5 separate regions of the Mus musculus genome follow, and all the other regions are linked to region 2. The links are chromatin loops, found by intact Hi-C in ENCODE. Cell type or tissue: left cerebral cortex. All regions are shown on one strand. Each heading gives the region's core, and the rest is flanking DNA. Links, peaks and the distances in the headings are about the cores only.

What was found. A loop is a pair of places that touch in the nucleus more often than their neighbours do. Peaks named below come from ENCODE experiments on the same cell type or tissue, not always from the same donor. Only the 100,000 strongest peaks of a DNase experiment are listed, where the experiment ranks them.
Region 1: a loop joins it to region 2, with 2.1 times the contacts of the local background. A loop is called at or near these places in 2 of 42 quality-filtered maps.
Region 3: a loop joins it to region 2, with 2.8 times the contacts of the local background. A loop is called at or near these places in 2 of 42 quality-filtered maps.
Region 4: it touches region 2 in a loop (2.2-fold over the local background); 4 of 42 quality-filtered maps call a loop at or near these places.
Region 5: a loop joins it to region 2, with 4 times the contacts of the local background. A loop is called at or near these places in 3 of 42 quality-filtered maps.

What each region holds. Positions count from the first base shown.
Region 1 is chr6:112,721,371-112,727,751 of GRCm38, forward strand. It overlaps Srgap3 (SLIT-ROBO Rho GTPase activating protein 3), which reads right to left. Exons shown (of 22, transcript NM_080448.4): 21 at 5,843-6,170; 22 at 1-1,831. The coding sequence ends at 1,418. It also overlaps the pseudogene LOC108169181. Among named protein-coding and RNA genes, the nearest start is that of Gm26799, 25 kb to the left of the region's middle. In left cerebral cortex, for the core only: no CTCF peak of the experiment used is centred there; DNase peaks (open chromatin) are centred at 3,050 and 4,325; H3K27ac peaks cover 1,758 bases.
Region 2 is chr6:112,816,938-112,823,318 of GRCm38, forward strand. The region is part of intron 2 of Srgap3 (SLIT-ROBO Rho GTPase activating protein 3); the gene reads right to left. Among named protein-coding and RNA genes, the nearest start is that of Gm26799, 120 kb to the left of the region's middle. In left cerebral cortex, for the core only: a CTCF peak has its summit at 854; DNase peaks (open chromatin) are centred at 3,538 and 3,869; H3K27ac peaks cover 2,924 bases.
Region 3 is chr6:112,921,593-112,927,973 of GRCm38, forward strand. The region is part of intron 1 of Srgap3 (SLIT-ROBO Rho GTPase activating protein 3); the gene reads right to left. Among named protein-coding and RNA genes, the nearest start is that of Srgap3, 22 kb to the right of the region's middle. In left cerebral cortex, for the core only: a CTCF peak has its summit at 1,592 (motif pointing left); DNase peaks (open chromatin) are centred at 3,401, 3,889 and 4,631; H3K4me3 peaks cover 311 bases; H3K27ac peaks cover 2,559 bases.
Region 4 is chr6:112,943,975-112,950,355 of GRCm38, forward strand. Srgap3 (SLIT-ROBO Rho GTPase activating protein 3) reads right to left here and starts at 3,292. Exons shown (of 22, transcript NM_080448.4): 1 at 2,456-3,292. The coding sequence starts at 2,522. In left cerebral cortex, for the core only: a CTCF peak has its summit at 3,360; DNase peaks (open chromatin) are centred at 1,377, 1,617, 2,223, 2,645 and 1 more place; H3K4me3 peaks cover 3,039 bases; H3K27ac peaks cover 3,194 bases.
Region 5 is chr6:112,875,738-112,882,118 of GRCm38, forward strand. All of the region lies in intron 1 of Srgap3 (SLIT-ROBO Rho GTPase activating protein 3), which reads right to left. Among named protein-coding and RNA genes, the nearest start is that of Srgap3, 68 kb to the right of the region's middle. In left cerebral cortex, for the core only: no CTCF peak of the experiment used is centred there; DNase peaks (open chromatin) are centred at 3,658, 4,403 and 4,548; H3K27ac peaks cover 2,434 bases.

The sequences.
Region 1 (6,381 bases), core at 571-5,570, 96 kb before region 2:
CGGAATCAAACAAGAGCCATGCAGGAGGCTGCTGTGACACTACAGAATCACGTACCTTGTTTCTACCACCATGTTTGTCTACATTAACTGCTTTAGAAGGAATGGAAGAAGAGGAGGGGAAGGGAGGGTGAGGAGCACTGCCGTTTTCATAGCATCCCAGCCTACGGTGCTTCCTAGCACAGTCCTCCTAGGATGGAGGCCAAGGGATGGCTGGGCACTGGAGGCTCCAGCGGGGAACAGAGTGTGGACTGCTCTCAAACAGACATGATGTGACTGAATGCCTCCTTGCCCATTTAGTTCCAAATCTGACAAAGCATAATCAGTAGAACGAGGAGGAAAAAAAAAACCATTAAATATTTTGAAGATGAGAGAAGTAAAACTTGTACAGTCAGCACAGATTTGTCCCTACAGCACGTGTAAGGTTTGAACTACTCCATACTACTGTTTTGGGTTTTGTTTGTTTCCTCCTGTTCTCCCCCACACCCCCAACCACAGCATCTCACCATCCTGAGTCAGTATACAAACTCAAGGGTCTTCACACCAACTTCCCCTGTGCCTTCTGGGGGTACAGTTGACCTTTGGCCTCCGGGTGACAGGGCAGGGTCTCTAGGGGGGTGGGTGAAGGGTTTTCTATGAAGGGTTCCCCACCTTTAGGGGCAGCCTGCTTGGGGGTACTGCCTGCCCCACCCTTCCTTGAGGGGCAGACAGACTGTTCTGGAAGGCCACGACTTCTGGAGACAGCTGGAGACTGTTTCTGGTTTTGTGTCTCTGCAGGTTAGTGGTATATTGCTTCGTTCGCAGTTACTGTGGGGCCTCTAAGTTCTCCCAGAGAAGTCCCTGCAAATCCCACCAAGTAAGAGTGGGAGATGTTTGGTGGCATGGGTCTGAGGTAAATCTAAGTTTCATAAAAAGAAAAAAAAAAGGAGCGTCTATATACAGTTAGCATGTGTGTATGTCCAGCTCTCTAGTATATGTATATAGATGCATAAATATATATATATACACACACCTACAGACACATACGTACACATATGCGTATATATGCATGTATTTATATACATACACATATATACGTATGTAGAGAATATCGAGAGAATAATTTTCCAGTGACAATATGAGAAGCTGGTAAGCATCTGCCTCAATCTTAGGAAACACTGTCCTTGGGACTGATCTTGCTCCAGCATTCCTTGGCATGTCTGTTTGCCTACAAGAGGTCTGTGGCATTCACATGGCTGAGCGGGAGTTGCAGCTAACGCCTGGGCCTCTGCTCTCCACAGACATACACCCTCCCAGGCTGACCTTCCAGGATCTGCCCTCCAAGGCCAGGAGATCCCTGGGAAGCTAGTGGAAGCCACTAAGGCCACCCTAGGCCTTGGTGTGCTGCAGTGGGCCATGGCAGTGTCACCAGTCCTGCAGGTCACATGGTGCCAGACTTGTCCGAGGAGCTATTAGGGAACATCTTCTCCGTGGGTGTCACTGCCGGGCTGCCCACACCTGAGCTGCTGCTGCTGCTGGATCGGTGCTGAACCACAGGTCTGACCGGACGCATGGGGGGCGGACGCAGCTGGGCACCAGCCAGGCGAGCTGACAGGGCTGGCTTGAAGGTGGTCATCATCTCCGTCGATGAGCTGCTGCTTCGGCGCATAGCAGCATCAGGGTCTCGGATGACAATGGTGTGCAGGGGGCTGGCGGGCTCTGAGCTGATGGGGCCTGGTGGATTCTTCAGGGGCTCCAGGGTGTCCAGCACCACATCTGGTGCCTGCTTGACAGTGTTCTGTCTCTCAAGTTCCCGCAACTCATGCAGAGCGGTGCTCATGGTCTTCTCGATGTCCTAGAGGGCAGAGAGGGCTCTGGTCAACACAGTGTCTTCAGAACTGCTAGCCAGTTCAAGACTTTCCAGAGGATGTTTTCTGGAAGCCCTATGGCCCAGAGGGAGATCAGACCCCAAGGGCGTCTTGCAACCAACTCAGGGAACCAGCGCGAGCATTCATTCCCTGTGCCTGCCCTGAATAGGAAGTCACCTTCATAAAGGCAGATCAAGTTATGGCAGGCAGACAACATTCAGTCAAAAAACGGACTCTACTACCGCCTTATTATGGAGCTGCATTGACCACTCTGAGCCTGAGAATTCTCACTGGCAAACTGCAGACAATTACAATCCCTCCCTCTGAGGGTTGATGGATATATAAAATGATCGGGACCTTGCATGGCACCTGGCACATAGCAAGCACTCAGAAACAGTAATAACAGTCCCCGCTGCAATGATACCTAATGCTGAACACTTATCCAAAGCTTTGAATAATTTATCGATAAGGTAGAGACAACTATTACACACATAAGGAAACTGAAGCTCAGTCTAGTCAAGTCCCTTGCCCAGGGTCACACAGCTAAATAACAAGACAATGCAAGTCAGAACCCAGGCAGTCTGGCTCCAGGGTCTCTGCCCCAGCCATTGTGTTATTGTTCTTTTGTTTTGCTAAAAAAAAAGTCCTTCATCTTAGAGGTAGAAAGATGGCTTAGTGGTTAAGGAAACAGGCTACTTTCCCAAAGATCCCAGGTTCAATTCCCAGCACCCACACAGTGGCTTACAACCTGCTGTACCTCACCTGCCTCTGTGGGCACTGTGCAAATGTGGTCTACAGACATCCATGCAGGCAAAACACCCACACATGAAATAAAATGGAAAAAAAAAAAACAAAGTCTTACATTTTAACACATATGGGTATCGAGAGAATTCATACTCCACCCTACCGAATTATATAACTGTATACCAGTTTTAAAATAAAAAATCATTGCCCAAAGGGAAATGACTCTCTACAGAACATATACCGTGCATCCTAGAGTGACAGGAAGACCGCTTTCCTCCCAGTATTATGATCTAAAAGGCTCGTGTGGGGAAAATGTAGATGGCACGTCATTGTCTCTGCAGCCTCATTAAAAAGAGAGTACCTCAGGAGTCAGAGCTGTGGCACACCTCAGTGAGCTCCTTGTCTACCAATCCAGGGCAGGGCTAGGGCTGAAGGCAGCACTGACTAGAAGCTGAGCAAACTGGGCAGACACCAGCCACTCGGGACTGCAGCCCACCCATCTGTTGGAAGCCCACACTCACTGGGAAGATGCAGTGAGAGGATGGACAGGAGGAAGCTCTGCCAATTGCCAGACAGTGGTCATCCAACTCCTCAGAGTTCACGTCCTTGTTCATGGGGCTTTTAATGGGGCTGCTGCCGTATCCAAGCTGATCTGACCCAGAACCCACAAGAGGGCACAAGGGACCTGTCTTAAAACCTCCACTTGCAGGTGCCATGTGCAATCTGAGCCATGCTGACTGCTAAGGGATACTTGTTCTTAAGCAGTCCGAGGCCAGCCCTGGAAGAAATGCATGGCTCTGGGGAGACAGATGGGGCTGGAGCCTGGAGATACTGAAGAGGCCTCTACCTACCAGCGTTCTTCATGCTCTCCATGGATCTGCAGGCATCCTCCTTCCTGCCAGACTCCAAAGTTTCCCCAACCAGCCTCTTGCTCACCTCCCTGTGCAAGTCTATCCCATTTGCTCTCTATATCCTGCTAGTGACTAAAACCAGTTTTATGCCTCCCCTTTATGATTAACTCTTTGCATGCTGTGCTGGCAATTTTAAGAAGGAATCTTTGGGAGTTTCTTTATTCAGAGGCTCAGTTGTAAGTGACTCCGCAGGCAGGACTCTTCTCCCTATGTATTGTGCAGGGTCACCCCAGCCTCTAGCACTGTTCTGGGACTTAGTCTCCTATTGTCCCCACAATCCCTTTTGTTTGCTCTAATGTAACGGGAGCTGAAAGATAAAAGTGTCAATAACTAAGATGAAATTTTCTCATCTCCCCATCCCCGGTAGAGTGTAAATGGGAAAGACAGAAAGCTCAGCGAAAGGTGGGCTGAAGGGTTTAGGCTGCAGCCTTGCATTAGTCTGATGAGGAATGCATAAGTCTGCCAGGTGAAGCTGCAGAGAGGCACTGGGGACTGAGGGACACCGTGGGGAAGGTTCTCATTTGTCACTTCCTCCCCACTTCAGATGACAGTGCTGCACATTTCCATAGCAGCCTCGTTACCAGAACTTTAATTCTACATTGTTCAGGGCATTTGGAGACCAGAGAATCTAGGGTGAATCCATCTACTATTTGAGGTTCTCCATACCACCTCCCCTTTGACTCAGAGATGAAGTTGAACAAGTAGGTAGCTGGCCAGCGTCTTCTTGACTGTTTCCACCGTTTCCCATGAGCTTCAGTTTCACTTCCACCGGTGAAAAGCACTATCCAGTTAGAGTGGGTGTGCACTCTGACAATGTGCATAGGATTGCTGAGTGTATTTCTTAGACTAGGCTGACGAAGTGCTCCCCAAATAAAACTAAAGAAGTCTGGCAATGGAATACACTCTGTTCTTGCTGGAGATCCACAGTGCTCAACAAACTATTGCAAAGCTCTAAAATGTCTTGTCAATACACATTTCTACTTAGAGTACCACAGCATAAATGATGCTAACTGCAGAATACCCCACAGGTATCTCATAGCAGTCTGCGATGTGTTAGACACAGTGCCCCAGACTGCATTTGAATGGCCATGTAGAGCGCCTCAAGCCAGCTTTATGAAGCCTCTGCCCCATTGTGACTGGCAGAGTCTTTAGAAGATTCTAGGTGCTAGGGGGATGGTTCTCAAGAGATTAGCCTTCAAGGATAGAAGGTCAACTTGGCTGTCTCCTTTGCATGGCCCATGCCAAGGTACTGACCCCAAGTACTCTCTGGAAGTAGGCATCAGTACATGAGGTAGAGGCCACGTGTGGAGTTCTAGCTGGTGGTGCATTGCTTCCAGTCAGGGGATTCTCTGAGGATCTTCCCTGGACTCTTGTAAGGACGTGCTCAGAAGCTCACAGGCTAACCTCAACCCCTTCTGAATGGTACTCAAAGGCCATTAGCACAAGAGATTTCCCCTCAACCTGCAGGGTCTCTTGGGCCCCGTTATCTCTTAAGTGAGAGATAGCATCAAGAGAGGTGTGTAATGGACCGCTGCCCCAAATTACAGCTAGGGCAATAACAATGGAGACTTCTGGGAATGCAATATCCAAACTAGACATGACCAGTGACGTGAACTGGTAAACAATGCATTGTGCTGTTCATCTGGCCAGTGTGTGGGGGGGAATCAAACAAAAAACAAAAACAAACACAAAAAACAAACAAAAACGAACAGGAAGTACTCTAGAAGAGCCTGAGCTAGTCTTCCATTCTGCTTCTACTATTCAGTCCTGCCCATCTCCTCATCTCCTCCCAGTGCATTACTTCTAAACTGTAGACTCTCAAAATATGATGTAACCCCTCCCCCCACTTATTAAAGATGCCTAGCCTAGCAGCCATTTCGTGTCGGCAGTTCTCTTTAACTCTAAGCTCACATGGGCAGGGCCAAAGTGCATCAGGTCTCCACTGTACTTCATCGAAGGTGATGGATGTCACCCAACAGATGCCCAGTCAAGATTCATCACTAAATCAATAGAGTCATGAACAAAGGACGGATGCATGCATGGATACATGGATAGATACATGCATGGATACACGGACTTAATCATAGCATCTCAGGGAGAGGGCTGCCATTGTCCCAGTCCCATAACCCAGCTACCCTCTCTCCAGCCTGAACACTGGGGGGGGGGGTGTCTTCCAGTCTTTCCAAGGGCCATAGCTAGTGGCATGGAAAGGAAGCCAACTCATTGTCTTGTCTGACTCAGTCTCAAGTCCCACCAAGGCCACTGTGGTCCCCACTCTGCACTTCCCACCCTCTGTCCCACTGGGTGTCTCACTGGCCTAAGTGTCTTCTGTGGGGCCCTTACTTCTGCCAGGGCCTCAGCCTCCAGGGACTTGTGGTCCCCTAGGCTGCTGTGTCGCGTGGAACCGCAAGTCGACCTCATGGAGAGCCCTTCTGTCAGCGCCTTCTTGTCAGGGTAGTTGATACTGCCAGCGCTCCCGAAAGTCGCCATCCTTCTCTTCTCAGGGCTCTCGATCCGTCCCCGGCTGAGGGGGATTTTGTGGGGGCTGCTGGGGCAGGCAGCAGCTCGGGGTGGCGTGTCTATGCTGGGACCCAAGCCCCGGGGTGGGCTGTGTGTGTCGCCCCCACTTCGGCGCCTGGGGATGGCTGCTCCGTCGGACCGTAGTCGCACTCTGCAAAGGAGCCAGGGGCAGGAAGTATGGGGCAGAAGTCAACCCTCGCCAGTCTCAGAATGTACCAGCCAACCCCCATGCTACAGCTACACAGGAATCTAGAGGAGCTAGCACAGTGAAGCCTCATTCAGCCAGAATGAACACTTTAGCAATAAAAGGCGGGCTCAGACCTGTGACACCTCCCCTAAAGGGGAGGAGTAACCTGACCCAG
Region 2 (6,381 bases), core at 626-5,625:
TGTCTATGCCCTATGCTTTCTCTGAAGATGGCATCTGCCATGCACCCTTCCCTTTTCTGGGAAGAATATCTCTGATTATTTTATGGTCTCTAGGTCTGTGCAGTGGAAATTACAAAAAGACATTTCCTCTCCTCTAACCTGTCTACACTAACCCTGAGAGTCCCCTGGGCTCTGGACACTTTTGTCCTTCTCTAAAGAGCTCCTGACCTCCTAGAAACCAGTGTGACAATGACAACCTTGTGCGAGTTGGCCAAAAGGGCTTGGGCTCTGGGCGTGGTAAAAGGAGCAAAGGAAGACACGGGTACCTATGGGACAAATAAGCTTTTGTCCTATAGTGGCCGATAGATGCTCAGACTGACTCTGGCTGGACATTATGCTAAAATGGGGTGTCACACTGTGATCCCCTGGAAACAGATCAGAAGCTCATTCTCCAGCCTTAGGCCTGGCGATCTGGGTTTTAAGAAGGCCTCCCGGGCACTCTAGTGTGAGCTGGAGTCTGAGAAGCTTTAGCTATGCAGTAGCTGCTTCCCAGGCTAATGAAACAACAGAGAATCCCTCTGTCTCAACCTTCTCAGAGATTCCTCTGTAGGGCTGAGAAGGCACATACACTCTTCTGTAAGGAGAAAGGCAAAAGGCTAAACTCAACTGCAGTCAATGACACCATCTTAACCCTAGGTGGGAAATTCGTGTTCTCCAAGACTGAATCTTTTTCTTGGTGTACTTTCTAGTGTGGAAAGGCTAAGGCCCTCCACTAGCTCCAGAGGCCCCTAACCCCGCCTTGTTCTGCCCCTGCAGCCACTGTGGCCAAAGCTACTGAGGTAGGCAACTCCCACTGTGACTGCACCTCCTCACCAGGGTGCCCCCCAGGGGTGTTGTAAAGAACTGCCCCAGGGGGTTCTGGGATGTTCCTCCCTCACCAGCTCCCCAGCTCCTGGAAGTTTAGAAGGTAAGAAACCCATTTAACTTCATGGATATTCTTTTTCCTTCTATCAACAAACGGGCTGAAAATCTATGCAGCAAACATTTGGAAGAAGAGATAGAGGCAGTGGTCAGACCAGCAACACTAGCTTGACCTGGGAATAATGGGAGTACACATTGTCAGGGAGGATATTTGACTATCTGAGGAAACATGAAGAAGATAGAATACTAAAGATTTGTCCTTTGCTGGTCACTGGAAAGATCTGTTAAAATTCAGTGCCAGCCAGGATCCCAGTGTATTAACTCCACAGCGGCTCCTGGATGAGCTGTGTTTATCAACAGGCCAGGGGCTCCTTGTCAAGAGGCTGAGACAATAAATAAACAAATAGATAGATAGATAGATAGATAGATAGATAGATAGATAGATAGATAGATTAGATAGAAAGACAGACAGACAGACAGATAGATTGAAGGAAAGAAAGAAGAATTGAAGAGGGGGGCTGTGTAGGTCAACGATGCAGACACACCCAGAGCAGTCTCTAGAGTAACTCCATCCATCCTGCTAGAGTTGCAAGAAGCCCAGGCACGCTCCTCCTATGCACTTGTACGCCAGTCTCTTCTGTTTGCATGCCAGGTTCTTCCTGCTGGGACATGCACACATGCCCTTCTCGCTACCTGGACCATACTTTGCACCTCCTTCTTCCCTGACTGCCTCCTCTACTTCTTCAGTATAGCTCAAATGACATTTCCTTCTCAGAGAGCAGTCCCCTGACCTTGTCTGAGCATGGCAGATTTCAAGTGTCCTCTCTGGCCCGCAACCCTGGCGTTGTGCTGCAGCTTGGTGGAAGTACAGACTGTCAGGAGCATTAGTCAGAAACCCTGGGGTTTGGCCTGGCACCCCTGCTTCACAAGCCCTCTTGGGGACTCTGACGCATGTTTGAGAAGTTCTATGTTAAAGTTTGGATCTGAGTGTCTCCCATGAGGCCGTGCATTAAACACTTGGTTCCCAAAGTGGTGCTGTCAGAAGATGGGATCACCTATAAGAGTTGGGGGGCCTTTAATTTACTGAAAGCATAGTCTCATGAGACCCCATTCTTCCTCTTCTACACTTCCCAGGCAAGGGGCTATCAGCTCTGCTGTGCCACGGATTCACACCATGATATGCTGTGCCCTACACACACACACACACACACACACACACACACACACACACATACACACACACAGGAGACCTGAAAGCCTACTTACAAACTGAATCCTACAAGACTGTGAGCCAAAAGATAACTCTTCTCTTCATAAATTATCTCCTGGAATGTCTTATAGTTCCAGGAGGCTGCCTGATATATGCTGCTTTTAGTTCCATGTCCCACCCTCACCTTTCTGAGAGCTCTCAGAGCACAGGCAATGTTTCCATTGTACTCACTGCCCTCAGGGCCCAGCAAGGTGCTGGTTACCACAGAACACATGCTGCAGAAGATGACCCTTGAGAAAAGTTCTCGCTTATACTGGGTCATTGAAGGTCAAGTATGGAGTTTCCAATCAGACGTGTGTGTGTGTGTGTGTGTGTGTGTGTGTGTGTGTGTGTGTGTTTGTGTATACACGAGAGAGAGAGAGAGAGAGAGAGAGAGAGAGAGAGAGAGAGACAGAGAGACAGAGAGAGAGAGACAGAGAGACAGAGAGACAGAGTGAGAAAGAGAGACAGAAACAGAAAAAAAAACAGGCAGACAGTCAGTCAGGCAGGCAGGCAGACAGACAGACAGACAGAGAGTTAGAGAGAATAATAAATTCTCTCAGGAAGCCCCAAATTCTGAGAATGCTACTAGAGGATCATTGACAGTAAGGCCGGAAAGACAAGCTAGAGGCCTGATTGCAGCAGATGTGGAGTGTCAGGTCAAAGCAGTTGGAACCCTGCCACCCAGGACACAGAGGTTTGAGCCCATGTTACACACTAGAATAGCCTCAGGAACTTATGAAAGTACCAGGGCAAAGTGAATTCAGTGCTCTAGGATGCAGCTTGATGTTGGTGTTCTAAAATGTTCGACATTTTACTATGTAGTCAGAGTTGAGAATTCCTGTTCCAGGACATAGGAAGTCACAGAGGTTATTTACAAGTTTAACCAATGTGTGTTTTGGAAAAAAAATCACTGAGAGAAATTGGATGGTGTGTAGGGACATAATGGTTAGATGGATGGATAGACGGATGAGTGGGGTAGATATGTAGGTAGGTGGCTGGCTGGCTGGAGTAGATACATGGATGGAGGGGTGGGTGGGTGGATGGATGAGTAGGTGGAAGGATAGAAGATACAGATGATGAGTGGATAGATGGATGAGCAGGTGGGTAAGTATGGACATAAACAGACAGCAGCACCACTCATGAAGGAATCCTAGGCCAGTAGAGGGAGAAGGTGAATGCTGGGTGGTGGCACTGGGACCACTGAGGTCCAAACAAACACTCCTCAGCAGGGATCGTTTTATTCTGAAGAGCTGCTGGAAAGGGGAGTGGGAGTAAGAGAGAATGGTGGCTCTGAGATTTGGCTTTCGGGCAACTGGGAGGAAGCCAATGACACAGACTATGGAGCACTGCAGAGAAGGAAGCAGGTTTGGGCAGAGAAGACATCCCATCTCGCTTCCTACTGCTTCCTGGGTGGTGATAGAAATGAAAGGATTAAAGGAGAGATGCCATAATTGAGCTGTTACTGAAATTGCTTCAGGGGCTTAGCTCAATCTGGGATGCAAGAACTGAACAGCATCTGGGGAATTAAATGTGTAAAAATTATGGACGTTTCAGAGGAAAGCAAAAAGGCGAGTGATTATGAAAGAACTCGGAAGTGCAAGATTGACTTTAATGATGGCCTTTAATTAGGTTGCCTGGCCAGAACGAAATGGCAGAAGACAGGCAGAAAGAACAGAACCTGTGGGGCCAGGAGGTGGCACAGCCCAAGAGCAGGTTGTGGAAGAGTGTAGGAGGGAGGAGGGGGAGGGGCAGGAAGAGGAGGTGAGATGCAGCAGCAGCAGCTAACTTGTGGGTACATGCATTTATATGTGTTCACATGTGAGTGCACGCATTTGCACATGTTCACATGCACCAGCTCATCCAGGTGCTGTGTGTGTAGAAGCTCAAATTCTCTTGTGAGCCTCTGTCTGAGCCTTCCACTCAGTAAGAAAAATACACCATAGACAGGAGATGCTGCTGCAGCCTCATTAATGTATGCATGGGAAAGAGGCTGCAGAGCCTCCCCATACCAGATCCAGAAAGCACTTTCTAGACTTGGGGGGGGGGTAATCAAAGGCTAGAGCGGACATTCCCAAGGCAGAGCCTTCTGGGTAGAGAAATATGACCAAAGGGCCAGCCAAAAGAAGAAAAGGGCATGTTGGTTAGCTGACAGGCAGCTGAGGGGTCCTACATGATACTCTGGTGTGAGACCCAGGGTGACAAATCGTGCCTGGTGAATCTGGTGAATAAGGCAGAGACCAACAGCAAAAGACCTTTAAGCATCATTAGAGAGTCTAAGCTTCATCCTGAAGTCATCAGGGAGCCATAGAAGGATCTAATGTTAAAAAAAAGGAAAGGTATGAACTGTCCATAGTGGGACCCTGAGAGGACAGGGAGTGGCATCCAGGGCCAAGGGAGAAGTGGAGGGATTCAGGGCCTGGGTATTGACTGGATTTAGGAGGCAAACTGGACAGGTTTAGGGTGGGAGCAGAGGAGGAAAAATCCAGCATGGCACCTGTTTTCTGGCTAGGCACCCAGGGAACTAGAAAGAGCCTTTGGGAATGAAGAAAAGGTTAGAATTTTGGCTGGGAAGGGAGACAGTTCCCCCCTCCCCCAGAGTCTGACAAGGCTGCAGTCAGAGAGGCAACTCTCCCCACTCCCATGACAAGGAACAAGGAAGGGACAGGCAGGGGGAGTGAACCTATCTGCCTTCTAAGCAGCATGCCCACTCTGAAGTTCCACCAAGCATGGGAAACAGCTAGCTCTGCCTTCCCATCTCCTCCCTGTCCTTTGGCTACACAAATGTGTGGGGCCCCGCTCAGGCCAACTCAATGCTGGGCACAGTGGCTTGAATGAGAAATGTCCTCGGTAGGTTCCTCTATCTGGACCCTTGGTCCCTGGTTAGGTGCTATCTGGGGAGGTGAATCCTAGCTAGTGAAGAAGCCTCAGTCATTATGGACTCCCCTCTGGAACCCTAAGCCAACAAAATGAACCTTTTCTTCCCTGAGTCTCTTTTAATCATGGCTTAATCACAGCAACCAAAAGCAATGACTACACCAGGTGAGCTGTCCACAGCCAGGATTAGAGTTGGAGCTAGTCATGCTGCAGAAGGATACCAGACCCTCACCACCACCTAAGTGGGCCACCAATAAGAGTCACCAAGGGGAAACAAAAAGACACCTGGCCCTGGGAGGAGTCCTCTCCTATGCCTACCTCCTCTGGATGTTACCATGTAAAGGTCACCTATGCTTGTGGCCTAGCTATTCAAACCATGTCACTAAACACAAGAAAAGAGCTTTCTCGTTGTTATTCAGTGGCTCATCTGCGCAACGCCTTTATGATGGGCAATCTGTAGGGCCAGGCTCAAGAGAGCCTTTGAGCGTGTGTGTTCTCCACACAGTTGACAGTGTGCTGAGGGAAGACAGTCACTGGACATGTCCCGGTTGAGTGTAGAACTAGATGGTCAGAAAGTGCTAGAATGAAGGGGCATGCCGTGCCATAGGGGCTCAGAGCAGGAGTCTTGAGACCTGACTTCGAGGTTCACTGAAGTGTCTATGAGGAGAAAGGTAAGGTAGGCTTCTAAGAAGAATTAGAGGTGGCAAAGGAAAAGTACTAGACGAGTGGCCTTCCTGGGGGGCAAGGAGTTGGGCACATACATTTAAGGGACTCAGTAAAGATAAGCGAAGTAGAGGAAGCAAGATTCATAGGGGTGAACGTGGTGGATAGTGAGGCTGGAGGATCCGCAGGGCAGCTGGGTCCTGGGGGGCCTGCTACCTCATCCCATGCACCATCCGCATTATGGGGACTGCAGAAATCAATATGAAGAGTGCAGGTGACAGATGAGGGTGGAGTACCAGGAACCTGTGCGTCCGCTCTCCTTTTCCTGGGACCACACGTTCTTTCTTCAAAATGGCACCCAGGGCTGATCTCTAGCTCACTCTGCTACTGTTCCTTGCTGCAGTCTCCATTTTAGAAGACATTAAAACGAAGCGAGCCAGCCTCCCCTCATCTCAGGCACACTAACTCTCTTGCTTTTCTCATCTTGCCTCGAAGCCTCTCCCCGGCAGGCAGAAGCTGCTGAGCTAGGACATAAGGGCAGAACTACCGCAGATGTATATATTTTCTTCTTTATGGCTAGAAACTAGCAGTGAGCATTTCTGGTGAGTCACAGCTTGCTCGCTTTCTTTGGCTAAGAAAGGTGGGAATGAGGTTCCAAGAGACTGAAGCTGGAGAGGCCAAGCCTTGCCAAG
Region 3 (6,381 bases), core at 704-5,703, 100 kb after region 2:
TATTATACATTTGCATAGAGTGTGTGTGTGTGTGTGTGTGTGTGTGTGTGTGTGTGTGTGTGTGTGTGGTGTGGTGTGTATGTGCAGACAGGCAGGCTTGAGGACAACTCTGTTCTCCCTCCATGTGGGTCCTAGGGGTCAAAGCCAAGACATAAGCAAGCAGCTTTGCTCACGAGCTACTCCACTGGCCCGAGCTACTCCACTGGCCTGAGCTTCCTATCCTCTAGGACTTGCCAGCACCATTAAGGGATAAATAAAAGGAATCTCTCAAGAGAAAACTCACTAGAGTGTTTCCTACACTCATCTGATCAGAGAGCCCTTGACTCGGTGACCTCTTAAAGGGCCAGTGACCCAAAGTCTAAGGAGGTCCTCATCTGTCAGCCCAAGACCAAAGTAGCCCTGAGATACTGCTGGGAAGTCAAGCACACAGAGAGGGATGTGCTGTGCGGTCCACAGGCCATGTGGCAGCTGCCTTGCCTGCCTCAAAGACAGACTATCTCCGTTTACCAGCAGCCTCTGAGAACAGACACAGGCTTCAAGGAGTCATCTGCCTGTCTCCAATGACCTGCTAGTTGTGACATGCCCCTTGGCCTTCATAGAAAAGTGCATGGTGGAGGGTTAGCTTGCAGGCAGGCTGTGCTGTGATTTCATCCCTTTCCATGAAAGAACATCCCATCAGTGTGCCTTTATGGAACGCCTGGATGGCAGACAGGGACGTCTTTCCCAGGTTTGACTAGCTCCTCAGGCTGCCCAGGAATGAAATGGGCTCCAGAAGTTTCCTCGTGCAAAATCATTTCATAAGCTATGCCGCTCCGAAGGGGCCAGGTGCTTCTGACAGCTTCCTCAACCACCCCACAACAGACCCCTCTTGGTACTCTCACGGTCAAGTCCATATCTTTAGCCCTTCCACATAATATCTGCAGCAAAGATGGGGGTCTTGTCACCAAGTATCACCCAACCCGATTCATAGAAAATTCACTTAGACGCAAGATGTCTCTACTTTCTGACTGAGACCCATGGACATGCCTAGGGAAGATTGAGCTGGTCAGAGAGAAAAGGTCAGAACTCTAAGAAGCAGGATGTTAGTGTTAGGATGTAATTTACAAGCGAAAGGGCTTATCCACTCTAGACTGCCCTCAGCTAATTCTTCTAATAAATCTGGAGACCTGTGGGAACTGGGGCAGAGAGAAGCAGGAGGAAGGTAGACACAGAGGAGATCACAATCCACTCCACCGCAACCCAGACAACTAAGTAAGTTCTATCCAAGCAGGCTGGATGGTGGTACCTGCTCATTTGTACCATCCCTCCCCTAAGACCCCAATATCTTCCACATGCCAAGTGCTTATGGGTGCCTGGTTACTCCTGACAACTGCTGCAGTTCACAAAATCTTCATGCCCATGGAAGAAGGATCCTCTGATGCTCCACTCCTAACACAAAGGTTAGGCTGGGGCTGGAGGGATGGCTCAGTGGTTAGAAGCCCTGGCTGCCCTTGTAGAGGACCAGGACTGAGTTCCCAGTGCCCAGATGGCGACTCACAACCATCTGGTGCTCTGGTTCCAGAGGATCCAATGCCCTCTTCTGGCTTCTACGGGTGGTGCATGCATGTGGTGTGCAAACTGCCCATAAAATAAATAAATAGATAAACTTTTTAAAAGTCAAGAAAAGCAAAATGAGAAATCAGACTCAAATAATGATTCACACACACACACACACACACACACAGACAATCCAAAATGGCTACCACACAGCTAACCTGTGGACAGTCAGATAAGTTGACCTATGTCTATATTTGAAACAATCAGACCACTTCTTTAATGACAAGCCTGAGAACGCTGCAAGAACTGACTATACCAGGCAGTGTTAGAAGGTGCCCCAAGAACTTCAAAATCCTAAGCTGAACAATTTTGGTCTAAAAATTAAAGAGATAGACACAGACAGAAGTCCAGTCCTTTCCATCATGGAGCAGAAAAGCTGACTAACAAGACTGAGGTAGGCCTCGCCCCCACTGGACTTCTGCTCTGGATTAAGTTCCTGTGATTGCTGCCACCAGATTCCAAATCTTCCCAACTCAAGCCAACTCTTCCTTAGCCACTCCCAGATCCCGGCAGCTTTAAGACAGGCTCCGAAGCCAGACTGGATGGCTCTTAGAGGGGGCGGCACTTGAGCAGAAACACCCTATCTCAGTTCTTCTCCTTCTCATGTCGCACTTGAGACACCAGACGTGGGGACAGGTGTCCTATACACCTCATGATGTAGGCATTGCTGATTATATCACTGGCCATTGGTGAACAACCCCACTCCTCTTTCTCTCTGGAAGGTTTAAAAAGGATGGAACTAAAAGTCTTAACCCTCTAACCTGGCCTGGGATAAGATGTCTATGCAAGACTCCTTTCTGATCCAGCAGCCAGCCTAGACCTACCAAAAGACCCAGACATCAGATAACTTATTAGCATACAAAAAATCCTTTGAAAATTCCAAGGATTTTAGAAGTTATAAGCCAGGAAAGAGACAAAGGCCAAATATATACATCTCATTATCACAGTACTTTGTGTGAAATCTGGAGCCTTTAAGCAGAAGCTCCACATACACCCCCACCCCTGTCAGCCCAGTATCTGCTTGAGAGCAACTACATCAAGGCTCTCTAGTCCTAGTACCCTAACCCCTACTAGCTACAGACTCTCAGAGCAAGGACACTCTGCCAGCCCTGCTAAATGGAAGACCACCATCTATGTACAAATGGATAGAGGGATTTGTTGCCAAAGAGGATGCCAGTGTTCTGCACATCTCCAGACCAGCCCCACCGCACACAAGTCCTAAGGATGAAGAGTTGGGTCAATCTAGGAATAAATATTGAGTGCTTTGGAGCCACTCCAAGAATACATGGGATTATTATCTTGAGATGAAATCACTAGGAATTGGTTGTATAGAAGCCACTGAGTTGATTCAGGAGCAGCTAGACGGGCACCCCTCCTCAATGGACTCCCTGCTCCCCACACCATTGAGCAGACAAGCCACTACAGTTAAGGATGGCTCCCTAAATGGGTCCCACACTCCCCAAACTGATCCTGATGCTGTACAGTGGCTACCATGTAAAGTCCAACAGGTACAACGGGTCACATAAGTGGGTAGAGAACGACAGCCAAGCGAGAGCTCAAGTCATGTGGCACCCAACCCTGGCTGAAGCTACCACGCAGCAGTGCCAGGCCAGCGCTGCCAGACCCCTGACTCTTTACAAAGGTGCCGGAAGGCCAGATTTTATGTGAAATCTTCTCAGTTTTACATGTTGGCATCAAATTCGCATTTTTAAAAGACACAGCCTAGGCCAAATAAAACATCTGAGTCTGCACTTGGCCCACGTGCTGTCTGACTCAAAGCTCGCCTAGGAGTCCGGTTTGTAAAAATTACCAGTAATGTATAAAACAGCTCCTGTCCTCTGCATCTCCGGGAAGACTGACAAGCATCCGGAAGTCAGGTAGGGGTGGAGAGAGGACAGTGACTGCCATTGTCTAAATTACTTGGTGAGAAACAGTCGTTTGTGTTCCCATTTTGGCCACACAGCTGCTTCTAGTCAGCCTCTTCAACTCATCCTGCTTCTTCTCCCACTGAGAGCAAGACTCGCAGGCTTGCTAGAGGAAAGGCTTGCCTCTGCTGAGCGGCTCAGGTTTGAACAGCAACCTTCCATGTCACCTAGAACAAATACCCCTCTGAAGCCTCAGTCCCCCACGGTGACAATCTTGGGCAGGGGCATCTCACTGAGCCTCAAACACCTCCTACCCAGGAGAGATCAAGGCTTACTGAGGCCGCCTGCCTGTCTCTTCAAAACAGCTCTAACTGTTAGAAAGATCTTGCAGACACTAGACTTCTATAAACACAGCCCCAGATCAGATTGGGTTTGCTGGCAGCTGCTCCTTGTGACTCACACTGAAAGTCACAGTCAAGTCGAACCTTGAGTCTTTTGCACAAGGACTGTCGCTGAGCCCATCGCTCCACGCTCTATGGCTTGCACTGGACCAGAGGGATTTTTCAGACACAAGGGAGAGACTTTTCCACGTTTTCCTTATTAAATTTCAGCCCACCTACATGCTGCAATGAGGAGGCCCTCTTGCTCACAGGTACAAGCGGAGCACATTTTAAGAGGACCAAGCCCCTGCCACCACCCTGCAGATTCTTGAGGACGAGGCTCTGCATTTGTGATACTTCTAATTGATAACACAGATGGTACGGTGGACCCCTGCCAGTAAACACAACCTTCTCTCTACTTCTCCCAAGCCCTCTGCAGGAGATCATATTTATGGAGTGTTGACTCCAGGTTGATCCATTCCTCCAAGATCAAAGACCTCAGATATCCCAAAGAGCTAAGCAGACAGCAAGGAGTGAGACAGGTCAGTGGACACTTCCCAGTGCCTGGGAAGGGGACGGCCACTATTCTTCCCTCGAAGAATGATATTCTTACTTTGTGTGAAATGCCAAAAGTCTGGATTTTTATGTGAACGCTCCTTTTTTCTTCTCTCTCTCTCTCTTTTTAAAGAAACCCTCTTGGTTTTTAAAGGTTGGAAGTGAATCAGTTTCTGTAAGTGCTACGAAGCCAAAGAAAATATGCTGGTGAGTCTAACTTGCCTGCAATCTGCCACGGCTGCTGTAACTATTCTAAATTTCATTCTTGGATCCAATCAAGCCCTGAAAATCTGGGTATGAACAATAACAGAGTATTCTCAGCTAGTATGACCTGTGCTGCAGACACTAGATAAGAACTGAACCTGGACCGTATTATCTAATCCTCACAAAAGTCCACTGAGGTAACCATGGAATGGGGGAAGACACTAAGGCAGAGAGAGAGAAAATGGACTTGACTAAGGTCAAGAAAGAACTAATGGGCGAATCTGGGATTCAGTCTAAGGTCTCTCTGATTTGAGAGTCCATTGCAGAGTTCTTGGACCAGGCTGTGCAGAATTGTTCTGTTTCTAGTTCAATGGTAAGCAATTGTCACCTTACGTTGAATTTTAATTATCAAAAACATATCACAGGAGCTGGAAAGATAGCTCAGTCAATATAGTGCTTGTCGTGAAAGCATGAGTTCACTTCTCAGCACCTCTGTAAGCTAAGCATGGCAACATAGAGCTGTAATCTTCCCGGAGGGGAAGCAAAGACAGGAGGCACTCCAGGGCTTATTGGATAGGCATCTAACCAAAAAGGTGAGCTCTAGATTCAGTGAGAGACTATGTCTAAAAAATTAGGTAGAGTGATTAAAGATATCTATCTCAAGCTCAAGCTCCCCCCCCCACACACACACACAAATAAAACTATATTATGATTAAGGACACTATCCACCATATCTTTAGGTCCTCAGTGACCTCCAGCAGCTTCAGGTACATCCCCAAACCTCCTCAATGATAAATCGTTGGCTAACAGTCCTTGACCAACACTATCCTGCCCTTGACTCCAGCTTCAAACTCATCCTCAAAGATAAATCCAATGGTATGCTATTGGTGAGGAGGAGACATGTGGAGAAATGAACACCCACTGGACAATCTCACTGTACAAACATCAGAGTGTACCCTCCAGTTGGTGTTGCATGGGACAGGGTTACATATGTGGTCTGTTGTTGACTAACACTTTGTTCTTTACATGTGACAATAATGACGGCATTTCCATTGTGAAATTTTCAAAGATGACAGCAACTTAGAGGCATTTCCTTACAAAAGACATTGAAGTGTGTGCTACACTGGCATGCTATGCTTGTCATGCAAGCCAACCTGGAGAGCCCCGTTTGAGACAGAAAATAAAATAGAACAACTTAGGCAGATGCAGAAGTAGAAATCCAGAAGCCTAGAGAAACTAGGCAGCTTGAGCAAATGGATGAAGCAGCAGGTGCGGTAGAAGGGATTGTGCGCACTGAGATGGCTAATCTTGATTGGCAGCGAGACTCAATGGGGGTAACCATGGAAACACACTGAAGAGTATATGTGGGCATTTCCAAAGGACTTAACTGAGGAGGGAAGACCCACGCTAACTGTGGTCAGCACCTGTCTATTGCTGGGGCTGGTGAAATGGAGGGCTAGACCTGATCCCTGGCACTGAGCTCTCCATGGGTGTCTTGACCATGGGCAGCCCCAGGCTCACCATGATGAACTCATAACCATGAGTCAAAGTCAGCTCCTCCTTAAGCTGCTTCTGTCAAAGCAATGAAACCATAACTAATACAGGGGGCTGAAAGGCCCCTGGCCAATGACAGCGTCCTGTGAACTGGTGGTATCTGGTCACCAATCTGAAAGGGTCAGGGACGTGCAACATGTATATGAAGTTGACACCTCTGTTCTTCAACAAAACAAGTCATTGGCCCACAGACCATCTCTTGCCCAGTGCTTGGTGTAAGTCTGAGG
Region 4 (6,381 bases), core at 860-5,859, 130 kb after region 2:
GGGAAGATACCGGCCTTGCGACCTTGGGTAAGTCATTGAACACTGCCAGGCCTCAGTTCCTTATCTCTGAACCTGGGCTCATAGTAAGCCTTTTGTACACCATGTGGGCCAAGAACAGAGTCCCAGAAACAGGAGGTGCCTGGATACATCAATCCTTACCAGAGTAATTAACAGGCAAGGCTGTGGATGGAAGCCAGGGCCTGGAGCACGCCAGGCAAGTGCTCTACCACTGAGCTACATGCCAGGCCAGGCCAACAAATAACACTTTGGGAGGAGAGATTTCAAAGGGCCTTGGGTGCAACAGTCCTGTGATCTCCTTTATGGATGCCTACTGCAAGTGAAAATAAATAAATAAATAAACAAACAAACAAACAAACAAACTCAACCAGAGTGTAAAGACATCCAGAAGCTAGAAGAGACCAAATCTTTTGGGCGAATTTCCTGAAGAAATAAATCCCTTGCCATTGCCGCCTTGTACGTGCTAGTCAGTCGTTAAGTTAAAGGTGAGAGATGAAAGGAAAAGTGATGCTTTGTGGGGCCTAAGGGAAGGTTGGCTGCCTGGTGCAAGCCTTTTAAAGAGGAGATAAGCAGAGTTCTTACCAAGACACACACACTGTCCCAATATCTCATTCTCTTGTCTGTCAGAACATTTTTTTATGGGAATATCAATTTTTTTAAAGTAGTCAAGATAATCTCAACACACACACACATACAAACACATATGTAATATGTGTTATATATATATATATATGTTTTGAGAATATGTGTGTGTGTGTGTGTGTGTGTGTGTGTGTGTGTGTAAATTCACTCCCTAAAAAGTAAATATACAAAATTGAAAATTGGTTTTTGTTCTGACCGGCAGGATGAATCCCAGTCTCTGACAGCTAAAGGGCTTGTTTCTCAATTGACAGCAAGGCTGATACATTTAAGTCACTGTTTCTGACACTGAGCTGAAAACTAAGGAGGAGGCCCAGGGAATAGGAGAGATCTCTCTTCTTTAATCCCTGGGATCTACCCAGGGACGGTTAACATCCTGGCTGGGCCCACAACCAAAGACAAGGAAAACACAAAGCCCCTACCCCCACCCCATGCCTGTTCTCCAAAGCTTCCCCCCCCCAAATCAGAAGGTTGAAAGCAACACAGACAGGACAGACAGACAGCCTGAGGCTACTGATTTCCTGCGGTGTGGAGCCCTCAGGCAGCACAGAAACAGGCGTGGCATCCTCTGGTCACCAGAACCTCAAAGCAGCACCCTGCTCAACAGCCTCCAAACCAGGCCTCTCCACACCCACTGAAGATGCAGTGTGCCCACTCCGTGTGAGACCACAACACGCCCTGCGTCGCAGCAAGGAGAACCAAGGACTGGAAAGAAAATGGGTGCTCAGAGCCCCAGCTGCTTCTCTCCCCCACAGGCTCCGCAAAGGAGAAGCAGGGCAGGGAACCTTCAGCTCTCCTTGCTGAAGCTGTGCTTAGACAGCCCGAGGGTGCAGGAAGCCCACCGTCTGGCTCGAGGGCAGAGGCTGCTTGCCTTCTTTTAGCTGTGCAACTGGGGCCCTTCTCTTCCTCTCAGCTAGCAAGGATTTAGGGAGCAGCTTCTGCAAGAAGTATGGGTTCTATGCTACCAAAGCTGGAACCAGCACCCAAAGGGCATCTCACTCTCCTAGCAGGCAGACTTTCCCAGAACCACGGGAGCCAAGCGGCACCTACCAGTCCAAATCGTACACTGAGGTGTTGGCTTTTAACCAAAGCTGATGACCCGAAACACCGGTGTACAGAAGGACCAGGCTGCACGCTGGAAGATAATACATTTTCGGCACAGAACTCTCTCTTTATGCTTAAATGCCTGCATTAGTCTGGATCAATATGTCCCATAACAGTTAATCCATGGCAACTCAGACCAGGCAAGAAATGCTGACAAAGAAGGGCTACTTAAGGATGCGATGCACCCCCCCCACCCCCCCACCCCACCCCCACCCCCCGCAGCCCATACTCATGCATTTGAATTTCAGCCCAGAGAAGGCAGCAGAGGCAAAAACAACCACCCACAAAAGCCAAAAGAAGGGATGGGGAGAGCAGATCAAAAAATATATACATAAATAGCAAAGGGCTTTCTCGATGGGAGTGAGGGGGAGGAGGCCTTGACTGTCAAAATGGCCTTAGAGTGACATATCACTGCCAAGATGATGGAGTACCGGCGACACTCCTAAAGTCCCTTCCTCACACACCTGCAATGCAGAGATTTCTGCCCTTTCTGTAATTCACGCTCCCAGCCCAGGCACTATCTGCAGTGGGAGCCAGTCTGGACTTGTGCAGCCAGCACCCGGTCCTTCCTCCTTACAATAAGATTATTGCTGCATAGCAACTTCTCAAGAAGGCAGGGAGGCGAAGGAAGAGACAGCAGAGGGAGAGACAAGGGGACGGAGAGAAGGCAAAGTCCCTCGGCCCCACCACTCACCTTTTATTTGGGCTTCATATTCAGCAATGATCTCTTTGTCTTTCTTGAACTTAGTTTGAGATGACATCTTCCGACGTGGCAAAGAGAACTGACAGGCTGTTTGATCTATTTCTCCTTCTCTCTCCAAGTCCTCTCCCAAGCCTGGGTAATCACACAGCAATGGTCGATTTCACAGGTTTCAAGGGCTAATCTCTTTTACTTGGCTACAGAGCCCCGGGGTTGAAATCCTTCTTCTGGGAGGAAAATGCTCTCTGCTGGCAGGGAAATGGCTCTAGTGGCTTGCTCTGGTCAGCTCCTCTTGCAAAAGAAGTCACCCTGGGAGTACCATAACCTGCCCCAGATTTCCAGGATTTTTCTTCCAAAATAATAATAATAGCAGCCAAGAGCACACACAAACACACACACACACGTACACACACACACACAAACACATTCACGAGTGCACACACACGCTCACCCAGACACGCTTCCACGCAATTGTGCTGTGCACACACCCATCCACACCACAAGCGCGCGCATACACACACGCGCGCACACACACACACACACGCATACACACACACACCCTCACTCACACACACACACCCGCTTGCTCACTCATACACACACATCCACAAGAGGCGCGGCGCCTCCTGGGTCGTGTGGCCAGTCTCCGGTTCGCTTTGGAAGGCTCTGCTAAGGAAATGGTCAGGTTGCCAAAGGACCGGTCATCTCTCATCCTCCCTCCGGTCGATCGGCGCCTCGGGTCTGCTGGACGGTGAGGATCAAAACCAGGAGAGGGAGGTGGAAGTTTTCCCGGCTGTAGCGTTTTAGCTCCGCTGGACCCAGGGCTGGACTGCTCACCCTGCAGGGCTGGCTGAGCTCTCCCCCACCGCCCTCGTCACTAGACTCCGCCTCCCGGATTTTATAACAACTGACACATTGTAGCCTACAGGAGAGCTGAACTAGCTGCAAGCAAAAAGGGGAAGAAACGCTCACAAAAGGGAAGGCGGCAGGAGGGGGAAATCAGGTTGGGAAGGCCTGGGAGGCTCCTGCAAACTCGAGCTAGTAGTAGTTAGGCTGGAGATTTTCTAACAAACACAGAAAGATTCTTTTCTTTGCGTCGTGCTCAAACTAGCAACTATATGACGAGTTGTCACTCTGCCTGAGACTCTGGCAGAGTCTGATGCATGCAGGAGAGGCCACTATTTTTGAAAGAATTACTTGATAACAGGGACAGTGCCAGAGGTTTCAGCTTTGCAGAGAGATCTGGCAGACAGGGCTGCCTTCAGGCTCAGAGAAGGTGGGACAGCGCCATTCTGACTCCCTCGTCTTAGTTCCTTTACCAGTAAAATAAGCTCTCTTTGGAGACTCTTTAATGGACAATTTCAACAAATACATACAAAAAGCTTACTAAAGGGCCCACTGGCGTTATAAAGGCAAGAAGCACCATATGACAGTACAACAGAATTTAACTACACGCTGAATGATAGAATGGGTAAAAATGACAAGTGCTAAGAATTGAAAATATTACAGAGCGGGGGGATTCAAATGTAAAGAGCTTTTGGGAGATGGAGTATGAACAGAAACAGTTTGGCTCAGTACCTAGGTACACAGTAAGCTCCCTATAAATAGTAGCAACTATGGTAACCCCAGCATCCTAGGGGCTACATTATATATAAGTGGAAAATGACTTACCAGGGTGCCAGCATTCCAACCCAGACAACAAAACCCACCAGTAGTAAAGACTCAGTAGGAGTCTCCAGCATTTCATTAGAGAGTCCTAATTTCATTGGCATTTCAAATAGTTCAGTGTGGTAGGTCAAACTGGCATCAAGTACCATAGGATGCCTGATAATAAACTGTCATGAGAGTGTCTTGTCCCCCAAGAGTTCACTGAAAGAGACTTCCATAACTTTCTCAAACTAGGTACCACCTTCCACTTGTCCTTCTGGAATGGCCCAACATGTGATTTGGCTTGGGTTTAGAAATGAACAGGTTATCCGTACCAGCCTCTAAGGGCTCCCCAAGAGAGTATGCAGCTAGAACGGGTCTGGAGAGGTAGGTAAAGTGAGACAGGGTCCTCCCGCCTAGTGATCAGTGGGTGAGCACCAAGGGCTCAGTTGGGGAATGCACAGCAGCTGCCTGAGCAGTTCACCTGGTGAATCATAGGCTTATTATAGCTCTGGACACAGAAAGAGGAGGTTACAGAGTTCATAAGCAGATGCCACAGCCCACATCCTCCTGCCTCACCCTTCCCAGGGACATGTAGGCCCTCTGCTATGCAGAAGCCACAAGTGTCATTAGAGGAAGATATGCTCAGAGATTAACCTGCCTTAAGCCTAGATCCTCAGAGAAAAGTGGAGTTAGTGTCCTATGCCCTGGAATGTGAATATGCAGCTAACCAGATTCCTTCCTGTCTCTTCTAGGAGCCTGGAGCCAGGTGACTCTGACTGCTCTCTGTGGCCGCTGGGAGCAGGAACCCAGGAAACGGCCATTCTAGCCATGAGGAGAATTTTTAAACCACACATGCATGTCAGAGACGCATACAGCGCGCTGAGCCATGGGAATGTCCCAAGAAGCCATGAGACAATAAAGCGAGATGTGTCAGAGAATGCCTGTTGAACAGCAAGGGCTGGGTTTCTTTCTCAGAAGAAAGATGATTTAGAGTCTGGCCCAGCCACATCCCAGCTGTGTGGCCTCCATGTCGTCTCAGAACTTCAGTGTTCTCGCCTATCAAATGACAGTTCCACGGAGACCCCACCAAGGGGCCAAGCATCAGAGCTGTGGCGTTCACAGACACTGGGGACAAAAGCAGGTCAAAAAGGAAGAAGAAAAGAGGGGAGAGAAGGGAAGACTCGGACAGCCACAAAGTTGTCACCAATGGAGGAACCTATATTGTCTCAAATCCTCTGTTCCTGGGAAGAGGTCAGCAGCCTAGGCAGGGCCCCTGCACTGTGGCCTCATCTTGTCCCTTCCAACCTTCCCCACAGCTCACTGAGGTCTGGGTCACTCAGACTGACTCAGACTGTCTCCCTTCTGCAACAACCCCCTCCAAATGGCCATTGTTCTTTGTTGAATGAAACCAATTGCTATTGCTAATGTTTACTCTTCACAGGGCAGTAACAGAAAGAAGACCCCCCCTCCCCATAAATTTGTAACTGAAAAGGGGCAAAACCATGTGACTTGATCTGTGCGTTCCCCCCCCCCCCAACCAAGAATTAGAACAGTCATGGAAATATGCTCTTTCACCCAGGCCTGTTTCCTGAAGGACTTTAGATATTCCTGAATTGTACTGAGGTTTTATTCTACTTCGTTTTGTTTTGTTTTGTTTTGTTTTGTTTTGTTTTGTTTTGTTTTGTGTCCGTGTTTGCCTGCGTGTGTGTGTGTGTGTGTGTGTGTGTGTGTGTGTGTGTGTGTGTGTGTGTGTGGTACATACCTGCTGCCCAAGAAAGCCAAAAGAGGGGTCAATTCCCTGAACCAGAGTTGTGAGCTACCATGTACCAGGAACCTAACCTGGGTTCTCTACAAGAGCAGCCAACATTCGTAATCACTGTGCTATCTCTTCGGCCCCCAAAGTTACTTTTTAAAAACGATTTCTTTATTTCTTTATTTTGTGTGCATTGGTATTTTTGCCTACATATAGGTCTGTGTGAGGGTGTCAGATTTCCTGAAACTGGAGTTATAGAGAGTTTTGAGTGGCCATGTGGGTGTGAACTTCAACCCCACCCAGGTCCTCTGGAAGAGCAGCCAGGGCTCTTAACCACTCAGCCATCTCACCAGCCCCTAAATTTTTACTTTTTTATTAAGGCCTCCCTGTGTATAGATGACAGCCCAAATACTCCATATAGATCTCATAGATATAGGTAGGTCCTTGCTATACCTCATTAGGTCTGGTGCTGTAAAAAAAATCTTTATTTTCAAATTGGGGAAGCAGAGACACAGAG
Region 5 (6,381 bases), core at 551-5,550, 59 kb after region 2:
CATCTGTAGTTTTTATTTGACAAATATCCACGTCCCTTTTCTTACTTCCATCCCATACTTACACCTTGTTGTCGCTGGGGAGCTAACTCTACTTTTAACTGCAGAAGAGATCATGTGGCCCTAAGCCGGCCATAAGAGAAATGCAACCCTACTCTGAGCTGGGCCTGTGGCAGAGCAGGATCAATGGATGTCGTCAGTGCCAGGACCGCTGGAGCAACGCCTAGCCTGAGCTCTCCCGTGTATGGCGGTCAGTAGACATCAAGCCTGGGGCAGCTATAAGTCATCCCAAGAGCTCCAAGGATGAAGCCTGCCTGTAACAGTAGTTTGCAAACCTGGAGGGAACCCTCCTTCCCTTGACAACATCAGATCCAGACGGCCCATAATCAGAGTTCTCCCCTGTCAATCACACAAGCCAAAACGTGCCTCTTTCCAGCACTTCTGCATTGCATTTCTGAAGCCAGTGGTTCTTATGGATACATCTCAAGTTTTAAATAAATGGATAGTGAAATGTATGGCTACATGGATACATAGCACTAGGGCCTCTTGAGTCTTGGGCCAGGCTTGACAAAAGCCCATCAGCTGCCAGCTCTTTTGCTGTCTCTCTGTTCTTTTGCCCTCCTTCCCCACAGACCTCAGGATGAAGCAGGATTTTGCCTCTTCTTTTTCTAACCTCAAAGACCCAGAGAGAGAAACAAGTGGGGTATGATGTTTGTTCCTGGTATAGACCCAGAGATGACCCCAGAGACTAGCTTCTTTGTGGCTGGGACAAGAACAGCCTGGCAAACCTTCAGGCCACAGCTGAAATGGTTGCTTGAACCAACTTAAGCTCCTTTGCTGCAGTTTCAGTCCCCGGGGCACTGCCCATCCCCTCTCAGGACTCTTGTCAGTCTCTGCCTCTCTCCCCTCAGATCAGGTCCTTACTCACTCCAGCCTCGACCTTTCTCTTCTCCTTCCATTTTTAAAATTGTAATTCTTATAGCCTTTCACTTATCTAAGCAATCCATTGACTAACAGTCCATTGCCCAAGGTTTAACACGTGCCCCTAAAATCCACTCGCCACAATCGGTTAAACTGATCTCAGAACTCAAATGAAATCTGCAAACATTTCACATCTTCTCATTGGCCCCAAAATAATTCCCTAACTTTATTGGGCTGAGCAAGTCCCTGCCTGGTTTAAACCCAAGTTCTTCTTCTATCTCACTTAACAAGGAAGTCACCTCTTCCTGTTACTTAGGTCTCAGCTACCTAGCCACACTTCTTGAAGGAGGCCGAAGCCTAACCACTGCCAGATTCCTTGCCTTCCCCACAGATCTCTATATGCTTTTCTGCCTATCTTAGGTAGGAAGGCCAGACTGCCTAATAACACAAGCAAGTAGCATAGAGGTGACTGCTCCTGTCAACACTCTGGGTCAGACATACCTCAGCTTGAGCCCTAGAGAAGTGGCCTGGGGGAAGTTATTCATCCCAGCCAAGTCTCTAGTTCAACATCTGGGAAGTGAGAGCAATCAAAGGCACTAAAAGGCTCCCTGTTCATTATTGATGCTGTTGTTAAAGATGCCACCTAAGGTTGGCACCAATGGGCTTCTGGTGGCCGCAGCATAAAACAACCAAAACAAGTCTACAAAGAAGCTAGACATTGAGTTCCTATACTCCTGATGTCTTCACTTTTCCACCCGTGCAATGCTGCCCAACGGTGAGGGCTACTAGGCCAACATTTCCGAGTGTCTGTCCCATTCCTTGGCACAGTAAAGGGATGTTTGACAAGTCAGAAAGACAAGGAGAACAATGCTTCAGAACATGTGTGAGGGTGCTGGGGGTGTAGCTGAGTTGGTAGAGTGCTTGTCTAGCATGCATGAATCACAGAATTGGTTCCCTAGAACCTCATAAATTAAGTGTGGTGGTATATCCTATAATCCTAGAACCTGTGAGGTAGAACAGGAAGATCAAGGTACAGAGTGAACTTGAAGTCAGCCTGGACTAAATAAAATCTGAGAGAGAGACAGAGAGAGAGAGACAGAGACAGACAGAGAGAGACAATGGCAATGAGGTCTCCTCTACTGACCTTGATAATCACAGGAGAGGGTATCTTGAAGAAGACACATGGTCAGCCCATAGGGAAAAAGAGAGAGGAAGGGATATCCACATACAAGTGACACCTACTAGGAAACCTTTAATAGCAGAACTCTGTCTTCAAAACACAGGCTCCTGGGTTCCCACAAGAGTTAACGAAAGTTAAGGATGAGATAAACTGGCAGCCATGCCATATACCCTCATCACCATAAAGGACCTAGATCAAGGGTGTCAGGACAGGCCCAGACACTGTGGGGTATACAAACATCACATCTGACCCACTTAGTATGAACAAGGATCACAAAGGGAGTAGAGTCAGAAAAGGTGGGCAAAAAAAAAAAAAAAAACATACCCTGCAATCACACCAGAAACCCAAAGCCAGCAAGCTTCCCGAAGTCCAATCAATTCTTCAGAGCCTTGCTGGGTTCCTGGGTCCAGGCTACTCTCTGACTATCCTTAGTCCATGCAGCTCCCAGAGATATGTCCCTGTCTGAGAAAGCACCAAGGATCGCTTCCTACCCTCTTCAGGTCCTGAGCTGCATCAGACAGAACAGGCATCAGGGGTACCTGACAACATCCAGTTTCCCTGGGTAGAGGGCTTTTCTCAGTGTCCCAAGTAAACTGTCTAATGGGTTCTGTAGCAGAAAGTGTCGGCTGTTTTGGGGTGAGTGGCATTATTCAAAGACTAAGGACAGTAGACATGAGGCTCTAAGAAGTTCCTGGTGTTGATCATTTCCTTGTCTTAAGGGATAGAAAGGCCAACTAAAGGGGAAAGTAACTATGTTCATTTTCTGTTCCTTCTGAAATGAAGTTGCCCAGACTCAAAACTTAATAGAATCCAAATGTATTGTCTCACGGCTCCATAGGACATTAGTCCAGATGGATGGATCTGGGTTTTCAGTAAGGTCATACAAGGCTGAAATCAAGCTGTCAGAATGAAACTTTTATTGGAAGATTCTAGAAGACTCTCTTCCTCCTTCTCCTCTCATTTGGTTTGGTCTGGTCTGGTCTGGTCTGGTCTGGTCTGGTCTGGTTTATTGAGGTGGTCCTATTATAAAGTCCAAGTTGGCGCCCAACTCAAAAACCTCCTGCCTCAGCCTCCTGAGTCCTGATACAAGTGTGGACCACAACACCCAACTAGTTCCCTTCTTTGCTTCTATCCAGAGAAAGTTCTCCACTTTCAAGACCTCATATGCCTATTTAGTGACCCCAGGAGGTGATCCAACATGATCTTCATAGTTTAAGATTGTTTTAGGGTACACTGAGTCATCCTCCCCAAAAATAGACTGTAGTTCTGATCCCCACGGTCTCTGAATGTGGCCATTAATCATAATATCTTACAGAGGTGACCAAAATAAAAGGAGGCCACCAGGGCAGATTGTGACCCAATATGGCAGATACTCTCGGGCACCACAGAAGAAGGATAACATGATGTCACAGGGAGAAGGTGGCCGTGAACTGGAAGGAGGCAGCTGCAAGCCAGCAACTCTAAGGACTGCTGGCACGTGCCCAAAGCCGGAAGAGGCAAGGAAGGATTTTCTCCCAGAGCTGTCAGCAAGGACATCTGCAGGTGCCTGCTTCCAGACTTCCAGTCTGCAAAAAAGAGAGGCAAGGCATTTCTGCTGGTCTTAAGCCAAGCAGTTGGGATGCCACACTGCAGCAGGAGCCTTCTGCAGCAGCTCACCTGCTCTCATTGGATTTTAACCATCCCCCATGAGCCGTGTGTTTATGGTTTGATCCCCAGGGTGACACTACCAGGAAGTGGTGGGACCTTCAGGAGGTCCTCAAGTCATTTCAGACACATAGGAACAGGACTATGGGACTGTAGAACCTTTGCTTCCTGGGTGTGGGGGTGACTGGTCTCTACTGAGAGCTCCTGTCATGATGTGCCTTCTTACCACAGACTGAAAAGCAATGAGGTCAACTCACCAGGTGATAAAACCTCAGACACTGTGAGATGTAATAAATAAACCTTTTCTCTCTATAAATTAACCATCCAGGGCATCTGTTATAGTACCAGAAATGGGATGAGTTATATGTCCATAGGAAGAGCCACTACATGTAAAATATTATATACAAATGTGCACAAACCCAAGCCTGAGAGAGCACATTCTAAGATGCTAACAGAGTATCTGTGACAGGTAACAGGGCCTTTCAATCTCAACGCCTCTGAAATATCTGAACATTTATAGCCAGCATGTAATGCTTTTTCAATCTTAAACTATTCTTAATTTAAGCACACACCTCCCCCAGGGAACCAGTTGAGCATGTCCTTCCACACCCACATGCTTATGCCATCATGTTAAAACACAAATTTGCTATCACAGATGCACACTGCCTAACATTTGCCTAAAGACCTCCTCATCAGCATCAGCCCTAACTCCTACCCCCCAGCACAGCCCCCGCAGCCCCTCCAGCTGTGCCCAGAGCTGAAACTCAATCCTCTATGGCTTTGCCTCTTTTGTGCAACCAGATGCAGTAACCACTCCAGCTCCTCTCGGTTCTCAGCTTGCAAGCTCCTGAAAGGCTCTTTGTTGCCAGGCAGAATGCTTTCTGGGGCAGTCTGAAAAAATACTCTCTGCAGACATTTCCATCTGCTCTCAGGAGGCTCCGCTCCATAGAGGCTGAAGGAAGAAAAGGAACTTCACCAGGGTCCCTAACCCCTCCACCGCTCTGCACCATTCTGCCTGAATCTCTTGCCTCCTCCCAAACTCGAGGCATCAATTCATCTGTCTGCAGAGGGATGGAACAAGGTGGTGCCAACAGCCACGGTGAGGAGATGCCTGGCAATGCACCTCCTCTCTCTCAGTCAAGGCCTTTAATATGAGTTTCCAGAGTTTGAAACGATTTTGTTTCACAGCAAAAGCACAGGGCTAAAAGAGGGGGACTTGTAGCAGGTGATGTGTGTCTTCAACCCTAGCACTTGGGAAATAGAGGGAGGAAGATTGGTAGCACAAGGTCAGACTAGGCTACAAGAGATTCTGTCTCAAGACATCAGAATGATATGAATGGGCTTTGCATCTGCCTTGATACATATCTGAGCGACAGTGGATGCTGGCCGTAGGTCCTTCTGCCTCAGGTTTTACATTTTGAGATCCTCTGCTTCTTACAACAGGAAAAGGCAGAGCTCGGGTTCAGTGTGAGGCTTAAGGTGACTGTGCTTAGCTGGTGCTTGCTGCTCTCAGGAATGTCATCATTGTCATCAGATACACCACCACAGAGCCTACCCTGAGAGCAGTTATGGTCTGGAATGGGAGACAGGCAGAGTCTCTGTGTAAAAGGCATTATGTGGAAGCTAAGATCCAGTCGATGATTAAGAGATCGCTTACAGCTTAATAGGAAAGGTTAGAAGAGGTGATCCAACCAGCCCAGCTCCTCATGATGCCACCCCTCTTCCCAGGAGCCTCTTCCCTACCTCCAAAACCTGCCCATAAACAAGGGGTCTAAACGAGTCCCAGCCCCACCAGTATCTTCCACAGCAAACAGTCAGGGCCTTGCTTGTCCTGAAGTCCCGGTCTGCTGGCTGCACACGTAAGTTGCCATCACCCTTGTGTCCCTTGTTCTTGTTCCTCCTCCCCAGACTGAAGTCTCTCCCCCTGGGAATCCCTGCCCCACGTCCCCTGTGCTGCATTCTGTCCACCTGCTAGATATAGGTGCCTTCACCACTACTGCTGACCCCTCACTTGCCTGCAGCCAGCTCCTCTCAGGTTGAGCATCCTTGAGACCCACACAGTGTTTCCATCAAGTTGAGCTTCGTCCCCCATCTCCTCGGTCTATGCCTTTTCCAGCCCGTGTCATTAGACACTCCGGTGCTCCAGAAAAGGAAAGAGAATGGAGGACAGAGTGCTCAGAGGAAGGAATCATCTGACTGCAGGAGAGGCTGGTGCATCAGTGGGTCCCCATTTATAAGGACTTTGAAGGGCAAGAGTTGAGAAGTTTTTGATGCATGAGATAAGAGTAAATAATAGAAATGGGGCCTGGAGAGATGCCCCAGAAGCTTAGAGCACTGGCTGCTCTTGCAGAGGACCCAAGCCCAATTCCCAGAATCCATGTGGCAGCTCACAACCATCTGTAACTCCAGTCTCAAGGGATCTGATACCCTCTTCTGGCCTCTGAAGGCACCAGGCATTGACATGATATACAGACATATGTGTAGACAAAACAGAGATACAAATAAAATAAATAAGAAAGCTTAAAAAGAAACAAAGAAACGGGCTACAAAGAGCTTGAATATGGGCTGGCAAGACAGCTCAGTGGGTAAGGCACAACCAAACTCAATGACCTGAGTTCAGTCTCTGGGGCACTCATGGT